Linked DNA regions of Homo sapiens: region 2 is linked to region 1. The links are chromatin loops, found by intact Hi-C in ENCODE. Cell type or tissue: endothelial cell of umbilical vein. All regions are shown on one strand.

Region 1 (2,500 bases):
ATAATCTAACCGAAAGAAGTTTGCTTTACAAAAAATGACCCAGTCTGTTGTTGCAGAAAGCACAGCATAATTCTTGGACACTAGCTCATCCCAGTGCCAAATGGTAAAATATGTTCATAATTTCCTGATCTTCAACTTCCCATCCTCTAACCTGCTTTGGGAAAAAGCTGTGTGTGTGTGTGTGTGTGTGTGTGTGTGTGTGTGTGTGTGTGCATGTATATATGTAAATGTATATGTGTATGTATATGTTAATGCAAGAAACTGTAGGTTAAGGAAGAATTAATAGTAGAAAGCAGGTTATAAGAGTTATATGAACCTCTGTACATTTTTTTCTACCCAAGATAAAGACAAGGAAAATAGTAGAAGAGCATGTTATAAGGGCTTTCATTAGGGTCAGGCTCATTAAAACTTAATGAAGGCACCAGAGCCTCTCCAGCAATATTAAGATGGGTGTGTTTTTTGCCTATCAATAGAATGCCCCAGTCAGACAGACACTGCTGACAGTGGGTGGTACCAGGTGTTATCTGTCCCTAGAATGTACTACTTTGATGGCTTGGGATATTACCCCTTTTATTTGGCTGGCTTGAATTTGTCAGGATTCACCCTGTGGTAAGTTAACATGCTTCCATATTGGGGGGAAAAAATTGCCCATGGGCCAATGTGAGCCTCGCACCTAATAGAATACATCTGGCTCCGACAGTTTGATGCCCAGCTCTAAGCCACATTCGGCAACACAAATTAACAGCGTAGACATTGCCCACGCTGAGCAGGAAGTAATAACCTGCTACCTGCTACTTGGCCAAAATCTCATTATAAGCCATTACGGTAATTGAGGGCCAAGACTCTATGGATATTAGACTCCCTGAGCACCAGTGGTGAGTTCAGGAGAAGAAAGACTCATAATGCAGGCGGTGGGGCAGCCTGAGGAGAAACTGTGCTTAGCATCACACAGAGAATTCCGTCTACAGGGTGCTCTGTGGTGCAGGGAGAAGCCCACATGACCTCTCCTGGGGGGGGCTCAGGACTCCAGGAAGCTGATGTAACTATTGGTAGGCCTCCAGCAATGCTATACAATTGAAATTTTATTTGAATGAACATTGGGCACAGCCACAAAGGAAAGAAGAGGGCAAAATAAGCCAGAATGTTCCATGAGTAATAAGCATGGAAGCTGGCGAGGGGGTGGCAGAAGTAGCAATCCGTTCTCCCTAGAAGATGAGGCTCTCTAGGAGTACTGCATGTATAAGAGCTTGCATTCTTCCAGAGGGGCAACTTCTTTGCCCATAAATTCAGCCCACTGAGTCTCTGTGCAGGGTTGGGCAGTTGCGAATGAAGTGGTGTGAGTTGAGGGGAGGGAAACAGGACAGAAGTCCTATTAATCAATCAGTAAACCAACTGATCAATCAACCTGATTTTTGCTACCATGAAGATGGCCCTGGACTCAGAAAAAATGATGATGGCTTTCAATAAACTTTTCTAAGAAAGTGTCATATAAGGCCAGGGAGAGGAGTAATTGACAATATAAGAAACTGTCTGCAGAAATCCCTTCTTATCATCACTCTCTACACACACACACACACACACACACACACACACACACACACACACAGGCACACCCCAATAACAACTAAATTCTCCAATCATGGGGGCAATCTCATGCAGGGTTTTACCTAATGTATAATAAAAGCTCCTGAGTGCCATGTCTCTCCCGACACCACTGGACTGGTGAACACCTTCCTGAGAATCTCCAAGTGACAGTTTCATCCTACACCAGGTCTCAGTGAAGGGTTCCTTGCTATTGGCATTTTAAAGAATCAATAATTTAAGGAAAATCAGCACTATGGTGAAGGACATAGAGTGTTCCCGAGCATGGAGACACCTTGTGAGCCTTAAGCACACACCCTGCGCACCCTAAGATAATCTTCCCGTCTCAGGCAAGCCAGCCTCCTCACTTCCCTTCACCTAGAGGGTTAAGCACAGTCTGGAACCTGGAAAATGGCTGTGGTTGGTACAAGTGAGGCCTTCCCTATAACTAGATCCTTCAGGAAAAAACAAATTAATCAACAGTGAGCTGAAGTGGGTTTAATGATTGCATTCTGCATACAATCAGCTTTTCCCTTTTCAGGGGCCATCAATATGTCAAGGGAAGACATATCTGAAGGATATAGCTCTTAACATCAAGGTTATCTATTCTCCACAAGGCTCCCACTCCTTGCCTGGCTGATACTCCACGCTGCCTGTGTCTAACATTTTCATCAACTCTGCAATCAATCAAGGTAATAATGTTGTGCAAAAAATCAATTAACAACGCAATTAAACTTTCCTTATTATCTCAAAGGGCTGAAATAATACCTAAAGGGAAGATAGACTCACTGAACGCAGACATCCATAATCCAATGTGAAAGTGAATTATGAGGTTAGACAGATGCAGGCATGTGCGGGTGCTGTTATTTTCCAGGGGTTATATCTCATCACGGCAGTGTATCAGTCAGCCCCAATCCCA
Region 2 (2,500 bases), 210 kb after region 1:
TTGGATCTGTTGTGCTTCTATGAACTTTCAATGAGTCATTGACAATTTTTTGAGAAATTATTTGATGCTTAGCTCTCTTGAAAGACTAATAAAAATATTCTGGAAGGCAGAAGGCAATATATAAGCAGGCTGTCTCACTCATAGGGCCTGACCTTAGGTGAGACCTATGTGGCAAAGGCTCCAGAACCATCAGGTTGTTCATCCCATCTTTTTGTTAGTTTGCTTGTTTTGTTTGAGACGGACTCTCACTTGGTCGCCCAGGCTGGAGTGCAGTGGCACGATCTCCACTCACTGCAACCTTCGCCTCCTGGGTTCAAGCAATTCTCCTGTCTCTGCCTCCCAAGTAGCTAGGATTACAGGTGCCTGCCACTGCACCCAACTAATTTTTGTATTGTTAGTAGAGATGGGGTTTCATCATGTTGGCCAGGCTGGTCTCGAACTCCTGACCTCAAGTGATCCACCTGCATCAGCCTCCCAAAGTGCTGGGATTACAGGCGTGAGCCACGGCACCTGGCCTCATGTTTATAAATGGTCAGTGATAACCAAGAGGCAGTAGGCAAAAGATTCCTTGATGCTAAGCTATTAAGCTGGCCTAAATAAATGCATCTATTTTCCTGAGTCTTTGCTATTGTTTTCTGTAGATTTTGTTTATAATGATCAGACCTACTTAGCTTTCACATTCCCTGTGGCTGACATGAAAAGATAGTAGAAATCTAAAAATGAAAAACTAAAAGTTGGCTAAAAGAGACATACTGCCTCTGACAGGGCTCAAAACACAATACCCGAAATTGTGGCACCTTGACGTGCTGAGTGCTTTGAAACAAAAGACACTGGAAGGGCCTCAGAAGCAAGGTCTCTCTGGCCTTCTCTTACCTGCTCCCTCATCCCTCTGTCTCTGCCCTGCAGTGAGTTATAGAAACCAGAATTCCTCTTCCCTAAGTGGGGTCATCGAAACTAGAATCCTATCCCTTAAAGCCAGCCATAAAACCTAGAAAATTCACACTCTCTCTTCTCCTTTGAAGACTCTCATTTCAGAGGGTTCTGTCCTATAACCAGGGGAAGGAATGCTACATAGAGAGGCCAAGAAGAATCTGAACAGACAGGCCTTGCTAGGTTTCCCCTCAATCTATTCCCATTAGATCATACCCTTTGTCTAACCATGTTTCTACACAGCTGTCCATTCTTCATCAACATAAGCATAAAACTAGTTTTCCCTTTCATTTCTAAAGGCCCCCCCATCTCAGAAAACTTTGATTAAGTAAATTTCTTATCCTCTTCTCTTGTTAACCTGTCTTTTGTTATGGGCTGTGACCCTTATAATAGATGAGGAAAAGTATCGCATCATTCTGCCCCTGCACCTCCGAATCCTATAAGCCCAAAACAAATTGTGAGCAATAGTTTAGTCATCAAGTAACTTCCTTTTGAGCCCTCCTGAAAGCATTATGCTTGTTGGCATGAAGTTTTTCTGGCCAACATCTCCCCATCCCAAACATTTTTGTCTACATTGCTACCTCTTCACATACAGACATTTAAATTTCCTTTTATTCACTTTCACTTTGGCGATTTAATGAGTTGAAGCAAAACACTCTGTATTTATGTCTTCTGTGGAAACGTATTTTATGATATCTCAGGCTAAAAATGTTTTAAATAATTTAAAAAAACACAGTTTTTCTTTCGGTCTTTTTCTTCTTTTTTGGATGGCATACATTGAGCTGCTTCATGGAGATATACAGAAAAATCAATTGCTAAGCATAAAATGCAACTCACATTTAGGAAACTGCAAATGATAACTAATTATAATAAGTTGCTATATAAATTACTTTGTGACAGTCCCAGCAATCAATTTCAAACACAAATAGACCAAGCCCCTGGTTGGAGAGGAAGATGAGTACCTAACAACTGTGTCAATAAAAATAATGGCAAGATTGCCAACAATAGTCAAAGTAGAAAGGTTATCATCTCTAAGCAAGTTTCACAGCAAATTTCCTCTTCATTTTTTTTCTTTTTGCTTTCTTTCTTTTACACATTTCAAGTTCAATGTTTAATATGGCAAGCTAACTATGGCATATCTTCAAGACTATAGTATAAGCATCAGGAAATAAATAATTCAGGGACATTCACTAGGCTTGCAATTATCTTGCAAAATGTGCGTGCAGACAAGTTGAAATGAGATCCTCCACATGATAGCTATTGGCAAGGCAGGGTTATGGTAGATGTGCTGGATTATCTGTTTTACCATTACCACCATCTGCTTTCTTCTAAGGTTTTCTCTGTAGCTTCGAGGGAGAACTGAAAACTACATCGGAGAATCGCCTTCAGTGAATCAGCCTAGGTTAGAGTTGGGCCAAAGAGAGATGCTGGAGTATGATTTGGAAATCTAGAGAGATGGAGGAGCAGGGCAACGCATGGATAACAGCAATGACTGAAACAGTCTCCAGGTGAACGTGAGAATCCCCTCACTGGTGCTTCAGATAGAGAAAGTCAGTGGGAGACACCCAGA

The links. Peaks named below come from ENCODE experiments on the same cell type or tissue, not always from the same donor. Only the 100,000 strongest peaks of a DNase experiment are listed, where the experiment ranks them.
Region 2: a loop joins it to region 1, with 3 times the contacts of the local background. A loop is called at or near these places in 3 of 110 quality-filtered maps.

What each region holds. Positions count from the first base shown.
Region 1 is chr10:76,542,423-76,544,922 of GRCh38, reverse strand. The region is part of intron 6 of LRMDA (leucine rich melanocyte differentiation associated); the gene reads right to left. Among named protein-coding and RNA genes, the nearest start is that of KCNMA1-AS1, 340 kb to the left of the region's middle. In endothelial cell of umbilical vein, no CTCF peak of the experiment used is centred here; a DNase peak (open chromatin) is centred at 1,082; H3K27ac peaks cover 358 bases.
Region 2 is chr10:76,329,005-76,331,504 of GRCh38, reverse strand. All of the region lies in intron 6 of LRMDA (leucine rich melanocyte differentiation associated), which reads right to left. Among named protein-coding and RNA genes, the nearest start is that of KCNMA1-AS1, 560 kb to the left of the region's middle. In endothelial cell of umbilical vein, no CTCF peak of the experiment used is centred here; a DNase peak (open chromatin) is centred at 1,354; H3K27ac peaks cover 960 bases.